3 separate regions of the Mus musculus genome follow, and regions 1 and 3 are each linked to region 2. A link is a contact called in ENCODE POLR2A ChIA-PET data. All regions are on one chromosome and are shown on one strand. The core of a region is the stretch at or near the end of the contact, and the rest is flanking DNA. Distances in the headings are between cores, read along the strand shown.

Region 1 (4,465 bases), core at 1,047-3,546, 160 kb after region 2:
TGGGGAATGAATCCCTTAGGAAAAGACCTCAAGAAAAAATTCACTTTTGGTTTCTGGAGTATTTAGAGTATTAACACAAAAGGAGGTGAGAGCGAAGATGGGGATGCTAATGCTTCCTGAATCTCAGAGACTGTAAGTCACCATGCCTCCTTCCACTGGCAGCCCTGCCAGCATCACCCTCAGGCTAACTAACCTCACCAAAACACCACAGCTAGAATCCAACTAGGACATCTGCTCCACCCAGCCCAGGCTGGGCCACTGACCCCATCCTGGCTAGGACTTACAACCAACCCTCCAGCATACAGGAAGGGGAACATTGCCTGGGGGTGGAGGTATTCAAGAGGGATGGAGGGAGGACCAGTTGCCACTGGAATTATAATCAAGGCTATTTGGGGAGGCAGCCCTGAATCTTCTCTGCCAAAGTGCCAAGAAAAGAAGTATTGAAACTTTTGTTGTTATTTTGGCTTGGTCAGTAAATTGGCCCTCGGAGTTAGGAAGAAGTGAAATGAAGAGAGTAAAAAACCAAGCAAGGTTCCAGCAACTCCAGAAGATAGGTAATAAATTACTCCTTATTCCTCCCGTTTCTCATTGCTCTCTTTCAATACCTCAACACCCCAACACTACACCTAGGCCAGGAGCCTCCTGCCAGACAAACTCTGCAAATGAAATTTTCAACTAGGAAAAAAAAAAAAAAAAAAAAACGGGCCTTGGGCCAAAATCCATTCAAATAAGCAAATACCCCACACAATAGTCTGATTCATCCCCAGGCCTAGTTATACAAGCCTGGCTCCGGGCGAGAAAATAAATATCGATATGTGTCCACACTGGGCACCGGGGAGAGTGACATGGTTAGGGACTGGAGAGATGGGGTTGAAGGACTCCTTGAGACAGACAAGAACCCCCCGCCCCCCATGTCCCACTTCTAATTTTAGGAAGGAAACAAAACTACTCACCTTCTGCGAGCCACGTCTCTTGGAAGTGACTGAGGTCCTGGAAGAGATCTGATGGGTGAATATTGGATTGGTGAAGAGGTGGCGATAATATGGGGAAGAGACCTGGCGAGCCCGGGTTACAGCCTCCCCACTGGTGATAAGGGACGGAGAAGAATGAGTGGTTTGACTTTTGGGGAAACGTGGGTTGGGGAAGTCCAGGATAAGGCTTTGGGATGGATGTACGTGGATTAAGCAGAGGGGTCGCAGTTTGTCTGTTTCTTTACCTTCTGAGTCGGAAGGCGGCAGGGAGCCCGGGTCCATGAGCTTTCCCTGCGGGACCATCAGCGCTTCGCCCAAGCTCCCATTTCCGGGAGATTTCTGCTGGAAGGAGGGGGGAAGAATGCCCCCGAATCACCCTGAGGAGTCTAGCTTGGGGTTGGGGGTGGGGTCCCGGGGTGGCTCAGGGGCCAGGCGGTCCTGGACCCACTGAGACCCCCCGGGAGGGGGCTGCGGGGCGAGTAGGGGCGGGGTGCGGGGCGGGGGCGGGCGTGGAGGCCGGCGCGGCGCTCACGCTGCAGAAGGTGTAGGGCACTCGCTGGTCCAAGTATCCGCCTTTCATCCTCCGCTCCATCCGGCCGCTCCCTCCGGCCACAGGGCCGGGCCCCCGCGCGGAGGCAGAGACCTGGGAGGGGGGAGGCAGTTCGCACACGGTCCCGGGAGCGCTGCGGGGGGGAGGGGGCGATCGCGAGGCTTTGGATCGGACAGCGAAACTTCTCCGACTCGCTGGGACCTGCGCGGCCGAGCGCCTCCACCGCCACTCCTCTCCCGCCAAAGGAGGTCCCACCTGCTCCCTTGAGCTGGGGTTGGTGTGTCTGCTTTCTGCAGCCCTGCTCAGCCCGAACTGGGTTACATAAGACGTGTGTGTGCGTGTGTGTGTGCGCGCGTGTGTGAGTGTGTGTGTGTGTATGTGGGCGCGCGCGCGCGGCGCACACCATTCGCACGCCCATAACTCAGGCGCCCCCTCCAGCCTCGAATCCCGACGCCTCCCACCCCCGCCCCGGAATGTGCGGAAGCGGGCGCCGAACAGAGAGAGTGTGGTGTGTGGGAGATGAAGCGGGGAAATCACAGACACTCTCCCTTCCTTCCCCTTCCGCAGCTTCACCTGAGGTCCGGGCGTCTGTGCCGGAGCCGCGGGGGGATGCTCAGCATGCCCGGGGGATGACACAACTAAGGTGGCGGGGCTAGGCCGGAGCGAGGCGGCCTGAGCCCCGGGTCCCCAGAGCCCCGGCTTGTTTTCCGGGCGCAGCAGACAGTTGTGAGCCCGGGGGAGCAGCTGATTGGTGCATTTCCTTTGCCTTGGCCTCCGTTCTCGCTCTTCCCCCGCCCCTCCCCACCGGTTCCCTTTGTTTCATTGACTTTTGTGAATGAAACCCCAGGGCCGGGCACGCCCGCCAATCCTCAGACTCGGCTAGCTGAGCTTGAGGGAGGAGTTTCCCAGCCACGAAGACCAATCAGAAAGTAGGGGCTGGCTCCTGGCTTCATTCACTTTTTGGACTTCCATTCATAAAAAAATAAACTCCTTTCGGCTTTAGTTCATTCATAAAGAATTGAGAAAAAAAGACGGAAGCTGAAGACCCGGCAGCTTCTCCACGGGTTCCAACCTGGGTTTTGGGTCTAAGGACCCCTGAGCTCCTTCCGCTGGCGTTAGCTCACGCCTCTGTGCATCTATACTTACGTGGGAGTGTGAACACGTCTGTGTGCCCTGGGGGGAGGGGGAGGCAAACGGACTTGTGCGCCCAGAGGAACCATAATAACTAGCATTTATGAAGCGCTCTGCCTCCACGTGCTAATTTCCTTCCCATAACGTGGTGCTGCGGAGCGGTTTCCATTTTACTTTACAAATGAAAATGGAAGAAAGCTAAGAAAGACACCATGGCCTCCTCACCTGAGGTAACTCAGCTTGTCACTGAGGGGCATTAGCGTTTCAAAGCCACCAAGGTCTTCTGTGCAGCCCTCTGAGACCCCGAGCTACTTGAAAACAAATGGAGGCACAGTTGGTGCTCAGTAAATGTAAACTGGCTCAAACCGGCTTTCTCACGGGTCTGTGATCTGTAGAGTTGCTTATTCTGTGACCCGCTTTATCATTCATTCGAGGCTTTGCCAACAAGAGGCTCAAGGATGTCTCTCTCGCTGCCATCTTACTCCTTATGATAGGAAGCAGAAATCCCAAGTGACTTGGTGATCAAAAGACAGGATGGGTTCCAATTTTGTCCAAGAGGTTGATCTTAGTGTTTGTCATTCGAGCATCACTGCCTTCAGTAAATATCTGCTGTGTCAGACATGGTGCTGGGCGCCAAGCAAGTGTGAGAAAGACTACCTCCCTTGGGATCTGGGTTGCTTTAGATGCCGTCACAAGGACCCACAGGCCCACAGGGCTGCTTTCAAAGTTCATCTGTCTAACCAAACAGTACTTCTGAGAAAGAAAAGGTGCATGCAATCTCTTCCAGCCTGTAGGAGTCAGAGAAGGGACAAAAACCTTAACCCCCTGGCACCTGAACTGGGCTCTTTCTGCCACACAAACTCCTCCCCTTTACCTACCAAACTGTTCTTTAAAGTTTGAACCTGCTGCCGCTCTCCTCTAGGGACCCCCCTTTTCATGAGAGCCTGGGTCAGTCCATATATATGGTGAGGTATCTTTCATTCTCTTCCCTGTTAGAGAAATCCCTATATAGTTATGGGGATCTCTGCGGGGGCCCAGAGGAGGACTCCTTCCTTGAGCCTCGCTCGCACTCAAGAGTTGCACAAAATGCCTGTCAGGTGAACAGCTACAATAAAAAGCTAAGTAATGGAGTTTTGCAGGCACCCTGCCCAAGGAAAGACAGGCAAGCCCAAGCAAATCCCGGCTTGGGGCGGATGGAGCCAGTTTAGGGAGGGGTGTGAGTTCCTAGACCAGGAGAAGTGGGGGAGGAAGGCAGGCAGTTCTAGGAAAAGATCTCTGATGTGGTCTCCATGAAGGTTCAGGTGGGTCCCTGAGTGAGCACTGGGTGCTCCAGTTGAGGCCTGTCCGGGGCTGCCTGTCTGACTCGGAGTTCCTCCACTTCTCTGGAGAGCCCTGGCTAGTTAATATTTCCTCTGCTTCCCAGGTCTGGCAGAGACCAAAGAAGCCTACCTCCCTATCTCTGGCTCAAGCTATAGACCCAGCAAGAGAACCAACTGCAGCTGCAGCTACAGCTGCCACACCTGCCCTGGCCTGGGACTGAACACTCAGATGATGATCAATGATCAATGACATTTCTCCAAAGGGAGCATTGGGACCTCTTCTCCAATGGAGTCCAAGGTTGTTAAGCAGAGGAAGGAAGAGAGAGGCTGGAGATGTGGGTTAAGTGACATTGAAGCATCCAGCCTTGTGTGCACGCTTTTCACCAGTTCCTGCCGCCTGCCACCCTCACCTCATTTTACAAGAGGTGACAATAGAAACCCCCCCCCCCATTGAGGGTACTCCAAAGAGAGATCCTTTAAGGAGCACATGAGGA
Region 2 (4,465 bases), core at 536-3,035:
TTTCGAGACAGGGTTTCTCTGTGTAGCCCTGGCTGTCCTGGCACTCACGTTGTAGACCAGGCTGGCCTCGAACTCAGAAATCTGCCTGCCTCTGCCTCCCAAGTGCTGGGATTAAAGGCGTGTGCCACCACGCCCGGCTTCTTCCTGAGCTTTGTAAATTTTATTCACTTCTTGTGCCTTTTAGATTTTTTTCTTACATTTACTTATGTATGAATGTCCACACACACACACACACACACATACGTCATGTAAATATGTATGCCACAGGTGTTCCTGCTGGCTCCTCTAGAACGAAGGTTAAAGATAACTGTGAGCCACCATCGGGTGTTGGGAATCGAACCTGGATCTTCTTCCAATCTATAGAACGTGATGACCCTGCCTCAAAACAGAATAGCGATATATTTTTAGATAATGTATGATATGAAATTTAATATGATTAGGGAGTTCCTGGCTGACCCATGCCAAAGTGCCCCCTTGAGAAATGACGCCAAGCAACAGATCTGGTGGGGAGTTATTTGGGGGAAGAGAGGGGAGGGAGGGCTTGGAGAAGGGGTTGAGGTAGATGAACAGATAGGCAGACAGAGGGGAACAGAGTCACGAGGGCAGAGAAAGCAGGGGACAGAGAAGGAGAGAATGGGGGCTGGGGCCAGAGACCGCAAGGAACACGTGGGAACAGAGAGAGCTGGAGTGGTGAAGCAGTCGTTATCACCACACCTGAAGAAGCACCATAAGCTGGTTGCTTGATCCTAGGGAGGAGCCTAGCGGAATCGCCTGTAAACTAATAAATTAAGCAGAAAATCGAAAGGCCCCTTTTCCTCAAGGACCTTTTGTTGTGGGTGTGGTCTGAAAGACTGCGAAGAAGAACCTGGTTGTATCGCAGGGAAAGGTCAATACGTCCCCTCTGCGCCCCGGTTGCGCTCTACAGCGCAGAAGCGGAAAAAGCAGTCCAGGTTCGAGCTTTCGGCGCGCTTGGGCGGGGCATGCAAATAACTGCTCTGTGGAACTCTGGGAGCAAAAACAAAAAACTGCAACCAAAACTTCTCGGCCTCCTTGAATCTTACAGGCTTTTCGTGGCGTAAAGGTGGTGTACTCAATGAAGAGGAGAGTCTGTGTTGGCTGCATGTTTGAGTCGGTTGGTTGGTGACTGTGAATTAAAGGTGTGGTCGGTGTTGAGTGTATGGGGCGTGTGGGCGTAGTTCGGTATCGCTTCTCGGCCTTTTGGCTAAGATCAAGTGTAGTATCTGTTCTTATCAGTTTAATATCTGATACGTCCTCTATCCGAGGACAATATATTAAATGGATTTTTGGAAGTAGGAGTTGGAATAGGAGCTTGCTCCGTCCACTCCACGCATCGACCTGGTATTGCAGTACCTCCAGGAACGGTGCACCCCCTCTGGGGAGTAAAGTTGGTTTTAAAGTCAGAGCATGGTGATTGTAGGGCAGTCCAGCTTTTTAAATATGTCTGTGTTTTCTTCTTCTTAACTTTCGTTAGTTTGTATCCTGATTGGGTTGTGTACACGATAACTGAGTTCTCGTTTGCGCCAGAGCTGGAGAGATGGCTTAGTGGTTAAGAGTACCGACTGCTTTTCCAAAGGCCCTGTGTTCAGGTCCCAGCAACCACATAAATAAATAAATCTTAGGAAAAAAAAAAAGAAAAAAGAGTGTAGCACTGGAGCTAATGTGGGGTGGAAACATTTTAAATATGTGCTTTGTGGGAAGTTTTAAGGAAATCGTTAAGCTCCGCCCTTTACTTGTGAGGGTTTAAATTTCGCGGTAGTAGCTTGCGCAGGCGCACTGGCTTTACCATGGCGGAGTTGATCTCTTTCGTAGTTCCCACCCAGAGCGACAAAGTTTTGTTGGTGTGGGATCTGAGCACTGGGCCCCCAGCCGAAGCCTTAAGTGTGAGGGGCTGCGCGGAGAGGGCAGGGGAAGGGAGTGGGGGGACAGGAGGCGTGGGCCCCGCGTGGGCGCAGAGGAACGGGGAGCCAGCGAGGGCTTGTCTCCTCCTTAGATGAAGCCCCAGTGAAGGGAGTGCTTCCAGCGGAGAAGGGCGGGATCTGGGCTTGAAGTGAGGTAGGGGGTCAGCACTCACTGGTGGGCCTCCCACAGCATTCTCTGTTCACAGTGTTCTCTCAGTTTGGCCTTCTGTATTCAGTCCGAGTCTTCCCGAACGCTGCAGTGGCTCGTCCTGGTTTCTACGCCATCATCAAGTTTTACTCCTCGCGGGACGCACAGAGAGCCCAGAAGGCTTGCGATGGGAAACCCCTTTTTCAGACATCACCAGTGAAGGTGTGTGCAAATGCAGGCTTCAGGATAACGTTCCGAGTTCTGCAGTGAGTAGCTAGAGACTCTGTGGTGCCCTGATTCACCCGGTGCTTCCAGATGCGTTTTCACTGATCCTCTGGCCTCAGGTATCCTAGGTGATGGTTAGGTGATAAAAGGTTCATCATGAGAGTAATTGTGGTCAAACCCAAGAGTTCCAATGAAAATCCCATGTCGTATGTTACATTTACATTTATTATTTACATTATTTATAAACATTTTCTATTTTATTTGGACTTAAAATGTGTTTGACCAACTGCCAGTTTTAATATAATGGATGCTTTATTGTCATCACTGTAAAATAGAACTTCCTTCAGGTTCCAGAGGTGGGGAAAGCATCCTTTAGTACATTGTAGCCTTCATTCCATATTAACATAGAACCCGTTCCCCCAGAGCCTCAGCACATCTCACCATGTTTCTCAATTCCACCACCTGTCCTTTCAATTTCTGATTGGCCACTTTTGATGTATCAACCTGCTGCTGACCCAGCTTCTTATTCTTATCCATATTGCTTTTTTTTTTTTTTTTTAAGATTTATTTATTATATGTAAGTACACTGTAGCTGTCTTCAGACACTCCAGAAGAGGGCGTCAGATCTTGTTACAGATGGTTGTGAGCCACCATGTGGTTGCTGGGATTTGAACTCTGGACCTTCGGAAGAGCAGTCGGGTGCTCTTACCCACTGAGCCATCTCACCAGCCCCCATATTGCTTTTCTTTTCTTCTCCCTTGAACCTTGATTAAATCTGAGAACTGCAGTTAGTAGTGACCCCAAGTGAATTTTCTCTACGTCCATACATGATGCAAGACCTTTTTCTATCTTAGATCACCCACTTCCAGGTCCTGAGGTGATTTGCTTGCCAGTCATTCTTTAAGGAATTTGATTGGTATGTTTCTAACCTATGGCCACATCTCAGCCATTTAGATACTGTATGTGGAACTGGGAAGATTACAAAGTGGTGAGTCTCCCGTGCTCTTGAAACAGATCATTTAATAAACTTTAGGTTCTGATAGAGTGATGAAGGATATGTTAACAATCACAGATTACAGGGCTAGAGAGATGGCTCAGTCATTAAGAGCACAAGTTTGATTTCTAGCACGCACAGGATGGCTCACAATCAGTTCTAGTAACTGCAGTTCCAAGGGATCCCACACTCTCTTCTGGCCTCCAGACTTGCACTCCCAGGGCAGTGGTGGCACACGCACGCCTTTAATCCCAGCACTTGGGAGGCAGAGACAGGTGGATTTCTGAGTTCGAGGCCAGCCAGGTCTACAAAGTGAGTTCCAGGACAGCCAGGGCTATACAGAGAAACCTTGTCTCGAAAAACCAAAAATAAAACAAAAAACAAAAAAAACAATTCAAGGTACTATTGGGAAGTGAGAATAAGTGGATGAGGGAATTGGAGTTATGAAGGGGTCTCAAGAGCCAGATCAATAATAATATGCAAGTATCATGGAAGTGGGTGGAGAGGTAGCCAGATTGGCATAGAAAGTAAAGATAGATCATTTCATTGCTCAGCTATTCAGGTACTATTTTAAGCACAGGTTAGCCTTGTACTGGCTGTGATCAGAGAAAGATGATCTTGAACTTCTGATCTTCCTGCCTCTCTACCTGACTGCTGGGACAGCAGGAGAGTGTCCCCATGCCCTGCTTATCCTGTCCTGGGGTTGAATTTAAATTTTCATGCGTGCTAAACAGTTCTTTACCAATTGTTCTGTCTGTCTCTCTTCTCTCTCTCTCTCTGGATGGCAGGTTCGTCTTGGAACCAGACACAAGGCACTGCAGCATCAGGCCTTTGCTCTAAACAGCTCACGATGCCAGGAACTGGCCAATTACTACTTTGGCTTCAGTGGATGGTCGAAAAGGATCATCAAGGTAAACCAGTGTGCATCTTTCACTGACAACACTCTCTGTTGCACATTGTAATCCTAGACTTCAAGGAGGCTTTTACAGGGCTATGGGGAGGCTATGTCAGGGGCCAGCTATGGTGAGGATAAGTCAATGTGCTTGACCTGGTCTAGCCTTGAGAGTTAGGAATGCTCCTCCCAGTTCATTGGCCAAGTCCTAGTTTCTCCAGTGTTTGCCTATTTAGTAAGACATGGCTGATAGACTTTCATTTACAAATCCTACATGCTTTTGAAGC
Region 3 (4,901 bases), core at 2,309-4,808, 160 kb before region 2:
AGGGTGTGACCACAGCTGGATTCAGAAAGAACGACTTTAAGGAGGAGCTGTTTTGATGTTCAACAAATGCAGCAAACCCAGCAGGTTAGCAAAGGCTCAGACTGCTCTGGGGCAGCATCTCATGAAGGTGCTGGATTTGAAAAGAAACTCCTAAACACTTGATATAAAGAGGCCTCAATCGGGATCTCTCAGAAAGCTGGTCTTCTGTAAGTCTCATGTGGCCAAGGTTATGGCTGTGATTAATGATAAACGAGAAACAGACCGGCAAAGCTGGGCCAACCTGCTCAAGGTGCCACACCTCCCTACCCTAGTCCAAATGGGCTCCGCCTGGATTTCGGGGGCTGGGGTCCTCTGAAAGGGAGGAGGAGCAGCGGTTTGGGCCGGAAGTTCCCAAGGGTAACCCTGGGTCGTGGCCTGCTAGCTGAGTCACTGAAGAAGGGATGGAGTTGCAGTCACGAGAAAGCAAGCCCAAGACAAAGATGGGAGACTGATTCCCGCCTCCCCCACGTCAAATACCCGAGTAGTAGCGTAAGGCCCGTGGCGGTGGGGGAAGCCAGCCTCTCTGGGCTCCATGATGGGTGTGTCCCCTTTGGCCCAGCTCGGGGAGGGGCCGTCATACACCCCCATACACCACGGGGCTGCATGTGACTAGCGCTCTGGCACGGCCTCTGAGCCTCCGCCTAACCCCATCTACATAGCTTCTCAAAGCTCCCTCGGGAGGGAAGGGGGAGTTAGCCACCACTCAGAGTCACAAACCACAACTGCCCCGGGAGTGTTTAGTGGGCAGGGGTACAGGTGTGGTTTTACTTGGGGAAGGGGGTGGGAGGGGGGCGAGCAGGTCATCCTGCGCATGCGCCTGGGCGCCTTATTGTTTTCCCCCCAACTCCGCTTGGGGCGGCGGCCACTACTAAAAAATGCTTTGGGAAGGGGCAATAACACTGTTGCCAGTTCCCAGTAAATCCTTTTCCCAGACGCCTGGAGACATAAATTGCTTTCCATGTGTTCCATGTTTAGTCCACCCGCGTCCTTGCTGGCTTCCCGGCCCGGCCACACCCCCGGCACGCGCCCACTCCTGCCCTGCTACCGCTCACCTTACGGTCGCCGACGCCTTCGCCCACTGCCACTACCACGCCCGCGCCCTCCATGCCGGGGGTGACCGGCAGAGGCGGTAGTCGGTCGTACAGCCCTTGGCGGCCCATGAGGTCGGCGAAGTTGAGCCCACAGGCTCGCACGCGCAGCGTCAATTGACCCGGACCCGGGGCCGGGGGCACCGCCGGCCGGCTCTGCAGCTTCACCTTATCGTAGCCACCGAAGCCGGTGAGTACCAGGCAGCGCAGTGGCGGTGCCGAAGCGGATGCTGACGCTTCGGGGGCCGGGGGTGGCTGCGGGTCGCTTGCCACCTCGACTGTCGGGGGCTGCGAAGGCGCACCCTCCCCGGCTCCGGTCCCGGTCTCCGCCCCGGCCTCGGTCGCCGCTGCCACAGTGGCCGCCTCAGCTGCTTCCCTCTCCGCGGACATGGCTAGACTCGCGACGTGCGTTCCCAGCTGTACAGAACCGGTGCACAGCTGGGAAGGGCGGGACACGCGTCAGGAAGAGCGCAGGCTGCGGACACCAGTGGGTGGGGCGGGGCCTTGCTCGGGGGGTGGGGCTTCGCGGGCGGACTTAAAGGGCTAGTCCCTCTGCTGACCGAGCTGCGAGGGCGCGAAAAGACTAGCGGTGCAGGTGGAGGGTGGTGGTGTACGTGCGTGTGACTGATAAGCATGAGGAGATTCTGGGGCATGCCGAGTCTAAGACTTGATTTATTCGTAGAAAGCCTTATACGAATTAAAAGTTGTCGTGACACAGTCTGAAGGATAATTTAAAATCTGAATTTATAATCTAGCCACCTGTGGATCAGACTCCGGTGAAATTGTGCCTCAGGTTGAACTCTACCGTTTACTAATAAGCAGACTTTATTCACTATGTTCTTTTGTTTGCTTGTTTTTTGAGACAGGGTTTCTCTGTGTAGCCCTGGCTGTCCTGGAACTCACTTTGTAGACCAGGCTGGCCTCGAACTCAGAAATCCGCCTGCCTCTGCCTCCCAAGTGCTGGGATAAAAGGTGTGCTCCACCACGCCCGGCTTACTCACTATGTTCTTGCAGTGGCAAACTACAAGCATGAGAACCTCTAAGACAGGGTCTCACCATGTAGCCAGGTCTGGCCTGGAGCCTAGAAGGTGCCATGAATACAAGGCTGGCTCTGCCTCCGGAGTTCTGTGGTTAAAATGACATGTGCCACCACCTCCCTTTTCTTTCACACTCTCTTTTCCTTTTGTTGGAATTGAGGATAGAACCCAGAGCCTCATGAATGTAGCTCTACTCCCGAGTTACATCTCTAACTTAAACTTAACAGTTTTGGGTGTTAATGCTGTGTGTCTGTTTACTTTTTGTAAAACAGCGATGAGATTGTGTGCTTTAGTTACCTTTACACGGTTATTCAAAACGAGATAACATTAAAATGAACATCTTCGACTTAAAGAAGAGTTTTGTTTGTTTTGAGACAGGATTTCTCTATTTAGACCTGGTTGACCTGGAACTCATTATATAGACTAGAGTGGCCTCAAACTCAGGGAGATCTGCCTGCTTCTGCCTCATGAGTGCTAAGACTGAAGGCGTGCAGCACCATGCCCGGCTAAAGAAGGATTTTTTTCACTTATGTATGCATGTATGTATGTATGTGTATTTATTTGTTCATTCATTCATTCATTCATTCACTTTACATCCCGATCACAGCCCTCCAAGCCCCTTTCTCCATCCTCTTCTAGGCAAAAGATGTCATGCAAATGGCGGTTTGCTTATTGCTAGTCTGAGATGAGGCTGAAATTGGCTTTGGGGCTTAGCTCTGGCCCAGCTTAGCTGTCAAAGGATTCTAGCTTCCTTAGCCTTCCCTTTGCTCTTTCTACCAAAACATCCACCAGAGGACGCAAAAGCTCCCCTAAAACTTTCCACTCAGTACTTGGCTAGAGGAACTTAGTCCATGCTTCTAGGTTGGTCACAGGCCTAGATCCCGCCACCCGTCGTTATGGAGATAGAAAGCTATGATGTCACTAATGTAGGGTGGGAGTGCTAAGGTCCGTACTTCCATTTCCCTAAGCTCTGTCTGGACCCGAGAGTGGAGGAGGGAGACAAAAATCAAAAATCCTCCCTTTCCTAACATCTCACGCCCCCCTGTGTTCGGGAAATAGATTGCTGCCGCCGCGCGTGTCCGCCGCACTAGCACACCTGCGTGCACGCGTGGGCACACAGAAGGCTCAGGCCTTGCGCCCGTGTATGGAGCTTCGCAGCTGACCCTTCAGAACTTCGCCCTCGGTCAGCCCAGCCTCCATGCCCGAGGAACTCAAATAAACGGGGCTCGCTGGCCACAAACCCTCAGGCGCTCCTGGGGTCACAGCTGCGCGCTAGAGTCTAACTCGGGTCCCCCTCCCCTCCTCCCAGGCCCCGCCCCGTCCCGAACCCCGCCCCTCGGCTGTGCGGGTGGGAGGCGGGGCCAGAGGTGCGGCCCGCGGGCTAGGGGCGGGGCGGAGGGGGCCCGCAGCCCCGGGCGGGGGCTCGGCGCGGGCCCGCGAGATGCCGGTGTCGGCGGCCCGAGAGGCTGCAGCTGCAGCGGCGGGGGAGGAGGCGGCAGAAGCGGCGGCTGTGCCCGGGAGGGGGGCGGCGTGGGGGGCCGGCGCGTAGCCGGGACCATGGAGGGGCAGAGTGGCCGCTGCAAGATCGTAGTGGTGGGGGACGCGGAGTGCGGCAAGACAGCGTTGCTGCAGGTGTTCGCCAAGGACGCCTACCCCGGGGTGAGGAATTGGCGTCTGGAGAGAGGGGCACCGAGGCTGCGGGGAGTGGGTTATAGGGGCCCCGGGGGCCGCTGGAAACCGGTACCAGGGTAACCAGGGAGGAGAGAAAGAGGCTCAGAGGAAGGGAAGGAGGCGTTGGGGGGTCTGAAAGGACTGCAGAGGATTGGAGTGGAAGGAATCAAGGAACGCGGTGAAATGGATGGGGCTTAGGAGCATCAGAGGATCCGGAAGGGCGCTCCGGGAGAATGACTGAGGTCCCGGGCATCCGAGAGAGAAAAAACTAGGGGCTAAAGGGACCCGGGAAGGGGGGTTATCTGAGAGTCTAGCTAGGAGGTGGAGGCAGTAGCTCCCCGGATCTTCCCTTAGCCCAGCCTCAGACCAACTTCTGTCTAGGGACTGAGCTGGACCGGGTGTCGAGGGAGGAGGGCAGTTGTCAGGGTGAGTGAGTACTGGAGAGCAGCTCTCTCTCATTTTGACCCATCCGTGTCTGCAGAGTTATGTCCCCACGGTGTTTGAGAACTACACTGCCAGCTTCGAGATCGACAAGCGCCGCATTGAGCTCAACATGTGGGATACTTCAGGTAGCCAAGTCCCTCGGGGTCACCCTGACGGCGGCCAAGGTCCCTTCCTCTAGCCCCTCCCTTGGCCAGAACCTGAGATTCCAGGTCAGCTCAGACATCCATCCAGTTTTAGAGCAGAACATCAGTTTCTCTTTTGAGCCAGGGAAACTGAGGCAGAGTTTCTTAGGCCTGACAGAAACCACGTAGGAAGTCTAATATCGGCCCTGCAGCTGGGTTCTGCTTACCCAAGGAACTTGGAAAGAAATGATTTATTTTGGAACATGTTTCTTAGGAAATAGGACTGGGTTTAGGAAAGCTATTTAGAATTACTGGGGTGGGGGAAGGTGGTGGAAAGTAGTTTTTTTTTTTTTTTTTTTTCTTCCTCTAGACTGAACTAGAGTCCCAGGAGAACAGGAGCACTGGCTCCCTGTCCTTGCTCCAACCTCATGGGAAGGGTTTTTATTTTTACTCCGTTCCCTGGAGGACTTTAGAAGATGTGTCATCAAAGCCCAGAAAGC

Evidence for each region. ChIA-PET counts read pairs that join two places held with the same protein, here RNA polymerase II (POLR2A).
Region 1: POLR2A ChIA-PET joins it to region 2 with 15 read pairs in Patski. The contact joins the promoter of Etv4 here to the promoter of Rdm1 in region 2. POLR2A ChIA-PET finds 5 or more read pairs at or near these places in 4 of 5 experiments (Patski and embryonic stem cell).
Region 3: POLR2A ChIA-PET joins it to region 2 with 18 read pairs in Patski. The contact joins the promoter of Rnd2 here to the promoter of Rdm1 in region 2. POLR2A ChIA-PET finds 5 or more read pairs at or near these places in 3 of 5 experiments (Patski and embryonic stem cell).

The regions. Positions count from the first base shown.
Region 1 is chr11:101,783,014-101,787,478 of GRCm38, forward strand. Etv4 (ets variant 4) reads right to left here and starts at 2,297. Exons shown (of 13, transcript NM_001316365.1): 1 at 2,095-2,297; 2 at 1,504-1,614; 3 at 1,217-1,310; 4 at 954-1,001. The coding sequence starts at 1,563. Gm39392 (a long non-coding RNA gene) reads left to right here and starts at 2,308. Exons shown (of 3, transcript XR_880221.3): 1 at 2,308-4,465.
Region 2 is chr11:101,626,164-101,630,628 of GRCm38, forward strand. Rdm1 (RAD52 motif 1) reads left to right here and starts at 1,786. Exons shown (of 7, transcript NM_025654.2): 1 at 1,786-1,901; 2 at 2,110-2,289; 3 at 4,075-4,197. The coding sequence starts at 1,806. It overlaps LOC115487916 (a small nuclear RNA gene), which reads left to right and starts at 1,203; the gene lies at 1,203-1,393.
Region 3 is chr11:101,464,617-101,469,517 of GRCm38, forward strand. Rnd2 (Rho family GTPase 2) reads left to right here and starts at 3,559. Exons shown (of 5, transcript NM_009708.2): 1 at 3,559-3,823; 2 at 4,317-4,404. The coding sequence starts at 3,722. Vat1 (vesicle amine transport 1) reads right to left here and starts at 1,583. Exons shown (of 6, transcript NM_012037.2): 1 at 1,092-1,583. The coding sequence starts at 1,517.